Regions from separate parts of the Homo sapiens genome. Here region 2 is linked to region 1. A link is a loop called in an ENCODE intact Hi-C map of the cell type or tissue named here. Cell type or tissue: A673. All regions are shown on one strand. Links, peaks and the distances in the headings refer to the core of each region. The heading gives the core; the rest is flanking DNA.

Evidence for each region. A loop is a pair of places that touch in the nucleus more often than their neighbours do. Peaks named below come from ENCODE experiments on the same cell type or tissue, not always from the same donor. Only the 100,000 strongest peaks of a DNase experiment are listed, where the experiment ranks them.
Region 2: it touches region 1 in a loop (2.3-fold over the local background); 2 of 110 quality-filtered maps call a loop at or near these places.

The regions. Positions count from the first base shown.
Region 1 is chr2:189,978,942-189,987,089 of GRCh38, forward strand. It overlaps a transcript of AKAP19 not described here. Among named protein-coding and RNA genes, the nearest start is that of MSTN, 80 kb to the right of the region's middle. In A673, for the core only: a CTCF peak has its summit at 4,013 (motif pointing right); no DNase peak of the experiment used is centred there.
Region 2 is chr2:190,362,947-190,367,946 of GRCh38, forward strand. It overlaps INPP1 (inositol polyphosphate-1-phosphatase), which reads left to right. Exons shown (of 7, transcript NM_001128928.2): 5 at 3,749-3,949. Among named protein-coding and RNA genes, the nearest start is that of INPP1, 22 kb to the left of the region's middle. In A673, for the core only: no CTCF peak of the experiment used is centred there; no DNase peak of the experiment used is centred there.

The sequences.
Region 1 (8,148 bases), core at 1,718-6,717:
AAATAGAAAAACATTCAATGCTTATAGTTGAAAGAATCAATATCATTAAAATGACCATACCACCCAAAGCAATCTATAGATTCAATGTCATTCCTATAAAATTACCAAAGTCATTTTTCACAGAAGTAAAAAAAAAAAATTCTAAAACCCATGTGAAACCAAAAAAGAGCTCAAATAGCCAAAGCAAATCTAAGCAAAAAGAACAAAGCTGGAGGCATCATATTACCTAACTTCAATCTATACTACAAGGCTATAGTAACCAAAACAACATGGTACTGGCACAAAAATAGATGCATGTATTAATGAAACAGAAGAGAACCCAGAAATAAAGCCCACACCTACAACCAACTGATCTTAAACAAAGTCAACAAAAATATACAATGGGGAAAGAACACCCTATTCAATAAATGGTGCTGGGAAAACTAGCCAGGCATATGCAGAAGTATGAAACTTGATTCCTACCTCTCATCATATACAATAATTAACTCAAGATGGATTAAAAACTTAAATATAAGACCTCAAACTATAAATGTCCTAAAAGAAAAAGTAGGAAAAACTCTTCTGGACATTGGCCTAGACAAAAAAATTATGACTAAAATCTTAAAAGCAAATTCAACAGAAACCAAAATAGATACATGAGACTTAATTAAACTAAGGCATCTCTGTATAGCAGAATCAACAGAGTAAACAGACAACCTACAGAATGGGAGAAAATATTTGCAAACTATACACTTGACATAGGAGTAATACTTAGAATCTATAAGAAACTTAAACAAATCAACAAGAAAAAACTAATAACCCCTTCAAAAGTGAGCCAAGGACATGAACAGACACTTCTCAAAAGAAGACATAAAAGCAGCCAATAAACATGAAAAAATGCTCCACATCACTAACCATCAGAGAAACACAAATTAAAAGTATGATGAGATACCATCTTCTACCAGTCAGAAAAGCTACTATTAAAAAGGCAAAAAATAACAGATTTGGCAAGTATGCAGTGAAAAGGGAACACTTATACACTGCTGGTAGGAATGTAAAGTAGTTCAACTGTATGGCAAATAGTATGGAGATTTCTCAAAGAGCTTAGAACTATCATTCAACCCAGCAATCTCACTAGGGGGCACCTACCCAAAGAAAAGGACATCATTTTATCAAAAAGACACCTGCACTTGTCTGTTTATCACAGCATTATTTATAATAGCAGTCATGGAATCAACCTAAGTGTCCATTAATTGTAGACTGGATTTTTAAAATGTGGTACATATACACCATGGAATACCACACAGCCATAAAAAAGAATGAAATCATATCCTTTGCAGCAACATGGATGTAAATGAAGGCCATTATCCTAAGTGAATTAATGCAGAAACAGAAAATCAAATCCATGTTTTCACTCATTTTTTAGTTTTGTTTTTGAAATGGGGTCTCACTCTGTTGCCCAGGCTGGAGTGCAGTGGTGCAATCTCAGCTCACTGCAACCTTCGCCTCCAAGGTTCAATTCTCATGCCTCAGCCTTCCGAGTAGCTGGGACTACAAGCATGCACCACCATGCCCAGTTAGTTTTTGTATTTTTAGTAGAGATGGGGTCTCACCATGTTGGCCAGGCTGGTCTTGAACTCCTGACCTCAAGTGAGCTGCCCGCCTCAGCCTCCTAAAGTGTTGTGATTACAGGCATGAGCCACCATGCCCAGCCCAAATTTTCACTTATAAGTGAGAGCTAAACAATGTGTACACATTTTGTACGTTGATTTTGTATCCTGAAACTTTACTGAATCCATTTATAAGTTCCAGGGTCTTCTGGAAATCTCTTGATTTCTGCCTTAATTTAATTGTTTACCCAAAATTTATTCAGGTGCAAGCTGTTTAGTTTCCATGTATTTTTGTGGTTTTGAGAGTTCTTCTTGGTATTGATTTCTAATTTTATTTTATTATGGTTCAAGAAGATGCTTGATATGATTTGGATATTTTTGAATTTATTGAGACTTCCTTTATGACAGAGCATGTGGTCAAGTTTAGACAATGTTTCATGAGCAGATGAGAAAAATGTATACGCTGTGGTTTTGGAATAGAGTATTCTGTAGATGTTTGTTAGGTCCATTTGATCAAGAGTCCAATTTAAGTCCAGAGTTAGTTTTCTGCTTCAGTGAACTGTCTAATGCTGTCAATGGGGTTGTTGAAGTCCCCCACTTATTAATGTATGGCTCTCTCTTAGGTCTAGCAGTATTTGTTTTTTAAACCTGGATGCTCCAATGTTGGGTGTATATTTATTCAGCAGAGTTAAATCTTCTTGTTCAATTGAACCCTTTAATGTTACATAATACCCTTCTTTGTCTTTTTTTTTTTTTTTTTTGCTGTTGTTGGTTTGAAGTCTGTTTTATTTGGTATAAGACTAGCCACCCCCACTTATTTATATGACAGATCTTTCTCCATCCTTTACTTTGAGCCTGTGGGTGTCATTACATGTGAGATGGATCTCTTGAAGATAGCAGAAGTTTGGGTCTTGTATTTTAATCCAATTAAGTACTTGTGTCTTCTGAATGGAACATTTAGGCTGTTAATGTTCAAGGTTAATATTTACATGTGAGGTTTTGTTCCTGTCATAGTGTTGTTTGCTAGTTGCTTTGTGGTCACAATTGTGTAATTGCTATATGGGATCTGTGCATTTTGCACTTATGTGTGCTTTTATGGTAGCACATATCATTCTTTCATTTCCATGGTTAGAACTATTTTTAGCATTTCTTGTAGTTTCAGCCTGATGAATTCCATTAGTGTTTGCTTGTCTGAGAAAGACTTTATTTCCTCTAGAATATGTTTATGAAGCTTAGTTTGGCAGGATATGAAATTTTGGGCTGGCTTTTTTTATTCTTTAAGAAGGCTAAAGATAGCCCCCAATCTCATCTGGTTTGTAAGGTTTCTGCTGAGAAGTCTACTGTTAGTCTGACAAGATTTCCTTTATAGGTAATTTGGCTCTTTTCCTTAGCTGCCTCTAAGATTTTCTTCTTTCACATTGACCTTGGATACTCTGATAACTACATCTCTTGGGGATGGTCATCTTGCATGGCATCTTGCAGGTGTGCTTTAAATTTCTTAAATCTGGGTGTTGAACTGTCTACCCAAGATTAGGGAAATTTTCCTGAATTATTCCCTAAAATATATTTTTGAAGTTGTTTTCTAGCTTTTTCTTTTCTCTCAGGAATGCTATTACATTATAGGTTTGGTCACTTTACATAATCTCATGTTTCTTGGAGGTTTTGTTCATTTTTTAAAAATTATTTTTCCTTTATTTTAGTGTGGGTTAATTCAAAAGATTAATCTTCAAGCTCTGAAATTCTTTCTCTGATTTAGTCTATTGTTAAAGTTTTCAACTGTATTTTGAAATTCTATTAGTGAATTTTTCAATTCCAGAAGTTTTCTTTGTTTTTTTCTTAATATTATTCTCTTGTCTTTCATATCCTGAATCATTTTTCTGGTTGGTTTGTATTGGATTTAAACTCTCTTGGATCCTGTTGAGTTTCTTTGCAATCCATATTTTGAATTCTTTATCTGTCATTTCAAACTTTTCAATCTGGTTAGCATCCATCGCTAGAGCTAGTGTGATCCTTTGGAGGTGTCAAGACACTTTGACTTTTTGTACTGCCAGAGTTCTTGTGTTGATTCCTCCTCATTCAAGGTTACTGTTACTTCTTATTTTTGAATTTGCTGTTGTTTGGATGGAACCTTAACTTTTTTTTTTTTTTACATTTTTTAATCCTTTTTTCCCTTGAGCATATGACTGTAGTTTATGTTGTATATGATCATTCAGATTCATTCCTTATTGCTTTTAGGGGGCCAAGGCTCTGTAGGGGCTCTTTGGTTCTGGGTAGTATCTGTGTGATGGCTTTCTCAGATGCTGCTTGTTGTAGTGGTGTACTGGACATATGAGCCAACGTACTGTTGCCTAAAAGGCTGACAGTGTGGAGGTCTCAGGAAGATTATGGACTAGCATTAAGCGCCTCTGATAGCAGGTTTTTTGTTTAGTGGTGCAGTTCAGCCTGTAATCCAGTAGATGGCACTGAAGAGTAAGAGATAGCTTACCCTGGGTTAGGCTAATGTTGAGTGGAAGCACCCACCCTGATTGGGGCTGACGGGTGGAAAGATATCATGTTGGGGTGCATTGAGGTCTTAGGATAAGGGGTGAGGGTGCACAGTTCCTCATCCTGAGCCAGCAGGAACCTAATCTGCTTCCTTATTATGCTCCTGTTGCAGGGCTCACAACCTTCGGTACATAAAGATTTTGTTCTTTGGATCCTGGCCACAGTGTTGCTGCATGCTACAGATGCACCCTCTGAGGGCTACCATCAAAATGGGCTTGTGGCAGCGCCTCTTTTCCCACTCCAGAGCAGGCAACTCTTTGACTTGTCTTGCCTCTATTACCAGGATGCTGCCATTCTATGTAGGGAGGGTGAGTTGGGCCCTACCATTTGTGGAAGCCTAAGCTACCAGGGCTCACTTTCAGCAGGGGTAGAGCTGGCATGAAAAGCATGAAAACACTTTCTCCACGTGCATGCATGCTGGTCTTTAGTGAGAAGAACAACTGCTGTATCTGCAACAATATGCAAGGAAACGCAGTAAATAACCCCTTCCCCACATCTGTTCCCAGGCATAGGTGCTGCCCACTTCAATGATTGGTGCTGCACTTGCATTTCCTTTGTCCCAAGGGAGCTGTGCTCCACCGTCTTTTATGGGTGGCCCATCCTGAGGGTTAGATCTCACAGGGTTCTGCAACTTCCTGGGAACCCATTGGTCCCTTGTGCTTGCAGAAGTCAGAGTGACTTGAGTATGTTTTTGGTTTTGGGGGAACTGCCCCGAAAATCATGTAGGTTCTTTTCTATTTTCCTAAGCGTTGGCAGGCTTGTGAAATAAAGGGACAGAGTACAAAAGAGAGAAATTTTAAAGCTGGGCATCCAGGGAAGACTTCACACATTGGTAGGATCCGTGATGCCCCACAAGCCACAAAAACCAGCAAGTTTTTTTTAGGAATTTTCAAAAGGGGAGGGAGTGTGTGAATAGGTGTGGGTGACAGACATCAAGTACTTAATAGGGTAATAGAATATCACAAGGCAAGTGGAGGCAGGACGAGATCACAGGACCACAGGACGGAGGCAAAATTAAAATTGCTAATGAAGTTTCAGGTACCATTGTCATTGATAACATCTTATCAGGAGACAGGGTTTTGAGATCAACCTGTCTGACCAAAATTTATTAGGCAAGAATTTCCTCTTCCTAATAAGCCTGGGAGCACTATGGGAGACTGGAGTCTATCTCACCTCTGCAATCTCGACCATAAGACACAGGTACACCCTGGGGGGGCCAGTTCAGAGACCTACCCCTAGGTGCGCATTCTCTTTCTCAGGGACGTTCCATGCCGAGAAAAAGAATTCAGCAATATTTCTCCCATTTGCTTTTGAAAGAAGAGAAATATGGCTCTGTTCTGCCCAGCTCACCGGTGGTCAGATTTTAAGGTTATCTCTCTTATTCCCTGAACAATTGCTGTTATCCTGTTCTTTTTTCAAGGTGCTCAGATTTCATAATGCACAAACACACATGCTGTACAATTTGTGCAGTTAATGCAATTATCACACAGTCCTGAGGCGACATACATCCTCCTCGGCTGACAGGATTAAGAGATTAAAGTAAAGACAGGCATAGGAAATCACAAGGGTATTGATTGGGGAAGTGATAAGTGTCCATGAAATCTTCACAACTTATGTTTAGAGATTGCAGTAAAGACAGGCATAAGAAATTACAAAAGTATTAATTTGGGGAACTAATAAATGTACATAAAATCTTCACAATCCACGTTCTTCTGTCATGGCTTCAGCCGGTCCCTCTGTTTGGGGTCCCTGACTTCCTGCAACATTTTGGGGGATCTAGTGGTGCGATGACGCAAAGGCAGAGAATCTCCAGGAAGGGCAGAGGCCCACCAAGAGTACACAAGCAGAGTGGCACCCACCATCTCAGTTCAGCTCTGAGAGGAGTGCAGACACACCTATGCAAGCTGGCCACTCTCTGTCCTTGGGAAAATCTCAAATTGCCACTGATAATGTTGTCCTGGGTCATGAAGGCAGAGGACCTCCCCAACAGTTTGGCAGTTTGGCAGATTGTCAACAAAGTAAAAGGAGCAGAGCAGCAGTCCAATCCACCCTTTCTGTAGGGCTCCAAGTTCTTTGGGGTCAATCTCTTCCAGACTCACTGCTTTTCTTTTCTGCATCCCAACTTCTTACTGTGGGCACTCCAACAGATCCTGGTTCTGTTCCCTCAGTTTTCCATACAGAGCTTGTCCATTCACTTGTATGTTTGAGCTTTTTTTTCTGAGGAGAACTGGCATTTGATTTCCTTAGTAGCCATCATTTTCCATCTTCTTGCATTTTCAACTTACGATATTTTCAACTTATGATGGGTTTATTGGCACATAACCTCCTCATAAGTTGGCAAGCATCTACATATCTTTCTTCAGCTGGTTGCAGAAGAAGAGTCAGAGAGACACTCTCTGGATAGTCGGGAATGCATATGTCCGTTGCTTTGAACTGCCTGTGAAGGCCATGTGGAAAGAACCTGAGAGTGGCCTCTAAGAGCTGAGAATGGCCTCTGGATGATAGCTAACAGGGAAAGGGGAACCTTAGTCATATATCCCAAGGAACACAATTCTGCCAACAAAAAGAATGAGCTTGGAAGCAGATTCTTCCCCAGAACTTCCCTGATAAGAACTCAGTCCAGCTGACAGCTTGAGTTCAGATTTGTAATATTCTGAGCATACCCCTCTGTGCTGTACCAAATTTCTGATCTACCGACTGTAAGCTAATGAATGGGTGTTTTTTAAGCTGCTAAGCTTGTGGTAATTTGTTATACAACAATAGAAAATGAATATAATACAAAAAAGGTACACATAAATTGGCAAACATGTAGGTAAATCTAAACAAACATTGTATAAAAATAAAAAAATTATCTACTTGGGTGTCCTCAAAAAAAGATGAAGTAAAATTTGGAGCAAAAAAATATATGTACAACTTTTATGAACCCATAAAAATTAAAAAGCAATTTACAAAAGCAAAAAAATTTGAGAGAGGCTAGCCATAGTTAAAATATTCTAAGATCTTTATATTTGGGGGGCAGGAATTTGCGGGTGTGGTATCTCCTAAAATCTAAACTACCCTCCTTCTTGGGCAAATGGCCACCAGCCAGAGACCACAGTTCCCTGCCTCCCATTTTGACTAGGTGTGGCCATATCTAAAGTTCTAATCAATGTGAGTTGGAGTCATGTTTGTGACCTTCGCTTTTTTTGCTTAAAGGGAAATTGCTTGCCATGGACTTTTCTCTTCCTCTTTCCTGATGTTTGAAACATGAACAATTTTGACTATACAAATGCAGCCTGTAAGGGATGGGGGAGCAAAAAAAAAACAAAAACAAACAACAAAAACAAAACACAAAAAAGAAAAACAAAAAAAAAAAGGAATCATCTGGGTCCCTGAATGACTAAGTAGAGCAGAGGCATACTGCTAACCTGACTGGATATCCTGGAACTGGAGTGCTACAATCACAGAAATCTAAAATATAGGGGCATTTGGCTTAGCAAAATTTAGGGCTTAGTAGTGAGGCAGTAGCTCTTGTGTTGTTTAGGATACAGAAGCAGTTGGCTTTTCCAGCCTGTAAGGCTCAAATTTCTGGATTCTCTATCCCCTTACTTCTCTGCTTGCAAATTGGCATATTTTTGCCTTAGCTCATCTTTTTCTTATAATACCTTGCTAAAAGCAGCAAGAGCAGCCATTCATATCCTTGTCACTTTTAGTAATGTATTATAAGAAATAGCATGAGATAAGACTATGGCTCAAAACCTTTCCTAAAGCCTCCTTCAAGAAAGGAAGAAAATTCTTTGCAAAGGTCAAATTAAGGATGTTGCCTTCCAACCTAAACCTGTTGTTTCAGATGGCCTCAAAGTAGCCGTTATTAGAATGAGAAAGAAGGAGACAGGAAGCCAAGAAGTCAGGAAAAAGGCAGGCTTAGAAAACATGTCCAAAAAACCCCGTAAAACTTTGATGTAGTTACTGGCATATAAAGGAACAGGAAATGAACAGAAGCCTACTGATATGGTTTGGCTGTGTCCCCACCCAA
Region 2 (5,000 bases), core at 1-5,000, 380 kb after region 1:
CTCAAGCTTTGGGAAAATTGCATGGCCCTTTGGGAATCTAATGTAAGTTATTAATGCCCCAAAGATGCCCATCTACAAAATTATGCAGACAATTTCAGATCCTAGGTTTAAACCCATCTGTGCGCTCTTGGGGGAAGTCCATGGACCTTGGCTAAAAGTACAGAGGTGGCCATGGTTCTGAAATACTGTGTGATCTTGAGCAAATTAACTCATCATTTCTCTAAGTCTCAGAACCTCTGTGAAGTACTTGGATTAACTAAAAGATTCCTTTTAGTACTAAGTTTTTTGGTTTGTTTGTTTGTTTTTGAGACAGAGTTGCTCTGTTGCCCAGGCTGGAGTGCAGTGGCACAATCTCGGTTCACTGCAACCTCCACCTCCTGGATTCAAGCCATTCTCCTGCCTCATCCTCCTGAGTGGCTGGGATTACAAGCATGTGCCACCACACCTGGCTAATTTTTGTATTTTTAGTTAGAGATGGGATTTCACCATGTTGGCCAGGCTGGTCTCAAACTCCTGACCTCAGGTAATCTGATTTCTTTCAGAGAAACAATTTTTTTTTTTAGTTTGTTTGGATTTAATAGTAGAAGAATAAAATAGTGAACATTAAATACTGATCATGTGACAAATACTTATATATCTAGAAACACAATTACAAAGAAAAAATGAGTTTCTAGATTAACTCTGAAAATTTTTTAGTCTCCTTCATGCACCACATATTAAGATGCAGTTAGTTCTATGTTAGTAATACGGGAAAGAAATCTTTTAAACCTCTGAAGGTTAAAAATAACACTTATGCCTGACTTATAAGCAATCTTACATTTAAAAATCTACGCTTGACTACTTCACAAACAGCTATTTTAATACATCATTTGTCTAGAATTATAGAGGCAAAAGGCATAGCCACATCCATTTTCCTGTTTGTTAAAAGGGCAGAGAAATGTGGAGAGAGGAAGAGGAGAGATGGTGATGATGATATTGCAGGCAAGACCAGATCATAGGAAGGGATTTAGATTTCCCTCTCAGTGGGATGGGAGGTCTCTGGCAAATTTCAAGCAAAGGAGTGATATAATTTCTTCCTTTGAATGATCCCATAAGTTTTACTGAGCCCAGAGTAGGTGTGCAGTAAGTAGCCATTATTAGCTTTATTATTCCCCAACTTTAACAGTCTAATTTACTTTGAATTAAGTTAATTTAACTAAATTTGACTGTTTCTTGCTGATTCAGTCATCACTGTAATAGATGTATATTGTGCTTCCCACACTTTACTGGTCATGTAATCGCCTCAGGATCTTGGTTAAAATTCAGTAGGTCGGCCGGGCGCGGTGGCTCACGCCTGTAATCCCAGCACTTTGGGAGGCCAGGGCGGGTGGATCACAAGGTCAGGAAATTGAGTCCATCCTGGCTAACACGGTGAAACCCCGTCTCTACTTAAAAAATACAAAAAAATTAGCCGGGCGTGGTGGCGGGCGCCTGTAGTCCCAGATACTCAGGAGGCTGAGGCAGGAGAATGGCGTGAACCCGGGAGGCGGAGCTTGCAGTGAGCGGAGATCGCACCACTGCACTCCAGCTTGGGTGACAGAGCAAGACTCCGTCTCAAAAAAAAAAAAAATTTCAGTAGGTCTGGGGTGGCATCTGAGGTTCTGATTTTTTTTTTTTTTTTGTTAGATGGAGTCTCCCTCTGTTGCCCAGGCTGGAGTGCAGTGGCACAATCTTGGCTCACTGCAGCCTCCGCCTCCCAAATTCAAGCGATTCTCCTGCCTCAGCCTCCCAAGTAGCTGGGATTACAGACATGCTAAGCTACCTGCCACCACGCCTAGCTAATTTTTTTATACTTTTATTAGAGACAGGGGTTTCACTATGTTGACCAGGGTGGTCTTGAATTCCTGACCTCAAGTGATCTGCTTACCTCAGCCTCCTAAAGTACTGGGATTACAGGCATGAGCCACCACGCTCAGCCTAAGGTTCTGACTTTCTAATAAGCTCCCAGCTGATATAGACACTGCTGGTCCTTGGAATAAGAAGGGTAGAAGTAGCTACCTAGATAGCTACTAGATAGCTAGGAGTATCTAAAACGTTCCAAAGTGCCATGTTTTCTTAGTTTTTAAGATTTTTTTTCCTCCACTGCTGTCACTTCTTGTTGCTATTAACTTGCCTATTTTTTACCAGCCTCTTCCCTCACTTCTGTCAAGGGCTGAAACCAGATTAATCAAGGGTCTAAGAAGCATGTTTAAAGCGATGGTAAAGCACCTGGCCTCGGTAACTTATCGTTTCATTTGAAGAAGCAGCTTTGCTTATGTTCTGGTTCTCAATGGGCTCCACAGAGGAGAGCTATTTATATGTATACCATTTAGAGGCATAAAGTTTTACTACATTTAAAGATTGGTATATACCATTTTATGTTACTTAGCATAAACAATTTTAAGTTAAAAGCAATATCATATAAGGAGGTAGAAGCACTTCGGTGTGTTGAAAAACCTCCATTCTTTTCAATAACATATTCAGACACGGACAGGGTGACTTAAGTATATAAAAAGTCAAAAGACAAATTTTAAAAAGATTAATGATCAGGAATTCAGGAATTGTTAACTGGCCTATGTATCCCTTAACTGGGATACAAAATTGTGCCCACATGGGCATTTTTCTAGGGAGGTCTTTTGATTCCTGAAACCCATCTCTTACTATTCAGGTTAAGTGCCTGGGTAGCCACTGAGCATCTGACTTGATGAAGCCCCACCAGGTGATTCTGGCAGTCAGCCAGGCATAGGAACTGCTGGGATGGATATATTGCCCTCAATCTAAGTGCACAGCTTTTGATTCACTCTCTCACTGGCTCACTCTCTCTCTGTCTCTCTTGCTTGCTCTCTCGCTCTCTCTGTCTCAATCTTTGTCTCATTCTCTCGCTGTCTCTCTCGCTCTCTGTCTCTCTTGCTCTGTCTCTCTCTGTGTCTCTTGCTCTGTCTCGCTCTCTTGCTCTGTCTCACTGTCTCTCGCTCACTGTCTGTCTCACTCTTTTGCTCTCTCTCGCTCTCTCGCTCTGTCTCGCTCTCTCTCGCTCTCTCGCTCTGTCTCGCTCTCTCTCGCTCGCTCTCTGTCTCACTCTTTTGCTCTCTCTGTCTCTCTGTCTCTTTCACTCTGTCTCTCTCAGTCTCTCCCTGAATCTCTCGCTCTCTGTCTCGCTCTGTCTCTCTTGCTCTCTCTCGCTCTTTCGCTGTCTCTCTCGCTCTTTGTCTCTTGCTCTCTGTCTCTTGCTCTGTCTCGCTCTCTCGCTCTGTCTCTCTCTTGCTTGCTCTCTGTCTCACTCTTTCCCTCTGTCTCTTTCACTCTTCCTGTCTCTCTCTCGCTCTCTGTCTCTCTCGCTCTGTCTCACTCTCTCTGTCTCACTCTCTCGCTCTGTCTCTCTCTTGCTTGCTCTGTCTCACTCTTTTGCTCTGTCTCTTTCACTCTCCCTGTCTGTCTCTCTTGCTCTCACTCTGTCTCACTCTGTCTCACTCTGTCTCACTCTCTCTGTCTTGCTCTCTCTGTCTCTCGCTCTTTTGCTGTGTCTCTCGCTCTCTCTGTGTGTCTCTCTCTCACTCTCTTGCTCTGTCTCTCTCGCTCTTTCGCTCTGTCTCGCTCTCTGTGTCTCTCGCTCTCTCTCTGTCTCTCTCTCTCGCTCTCTCTGTCTCTCTCACTCTTTAGCTCTCTCTCTCTGTTCTTTCTCCACTGAAACTCTTGAAATGTAATGGCTTATCGTGTGGCTTTACCCTAGGGGAAAAGATTACCTTGAGGTTGTGTTCAACAGAGGAGGAAACAGCAGAGCTTCTTAGCAAAGTCCTCAATGGTAACAAGGTGGCATCTGAAGCATTAGCCAGGGTTGTTCATCAGGATGTTGCCTTTACTGACCCAACTCTGGATTCCACAGAGATCAATGTTCCACAGGACATTTTGGGAATTTGGGTGGACCCCATAGGTAAGTATAGGAAAGTATGTTTGTTCTTATTTGCAATCTTTTTTTTGGTGGTGGGGTTGGGGATGGGTGTTGGAAAAATAAAAATTATTGAGTGTAGTTTAACTCTGCTAGAAGTTTTTAAAATTTTAAAGTTTTAAAACAATGAGAGTTGAGGTGTATGTGTCATGTGTTCTGTATATATACATATATATTATAGCCGTGTGTATATATATACATATCTATAACAGGTGTGTGTATATACACACACATACATACAGGCACACATGCAAAGATGAATTAACTTCTCTTCAAAAGACTTCAGGGACCAGACTGGTAAGTAAATGAGAGAATGAAGTGAGAGCAGTTATGACCAATTGAGCACACATACCATTTAAAGAGCACTTAGCTTTAGCAGATTGTTACCATATGGGAGTACAGGCCAGCTCTTCAGATTTTTAAAGAGAAACCAAAATCCAAGGTTTTCAGCGATATATCCCAATTTCTAACCGTTAGCTACTAATTCAGTTAAAGAAGGAAACAATCAAAAAAACACAGTACAGGTCAAGCAAAAAGCTGAATGTGACGCATGAGCAGTTTGTGAGCCCTGCATGAGCTCTACATTTTTTTTGGTCATGATTGTGATAGAACCATAATGTATAATCCATTGTTTTGAAAATGTAACCCTTTTTTTTGAGACAGAGTCTCGTGTTGCACACAGGCTGGAGTGCAGTGGCACAGTCAGAACTCACTCACTGCAGCCTTGTCCTCCTGAGCTCAAGCAATCCTCCTATCTCAGCTTCCCAAGTAGCTGGGACCCAAGTAGGTGGCAGAGTTGCATGCCACCTCACTAGGCTAATTTTTTATATTGTTTTTAGAGAAGGGGTTTTTACCATGTTTCCCAGGCTGGTCTCGAACTCCTGGGTTCAAGCGATCTGCCTGCCTTGGCCTCCTAAAGTGCTAGGATGATTACAGGCATGACCTACCATGCCCAGCCAGCCTTTATCTTCAATGATGCTATTAATACAAGTTCTAGGTAATAATTTTAATAAGCTCCCCCTTCCTTTTTTTTCTT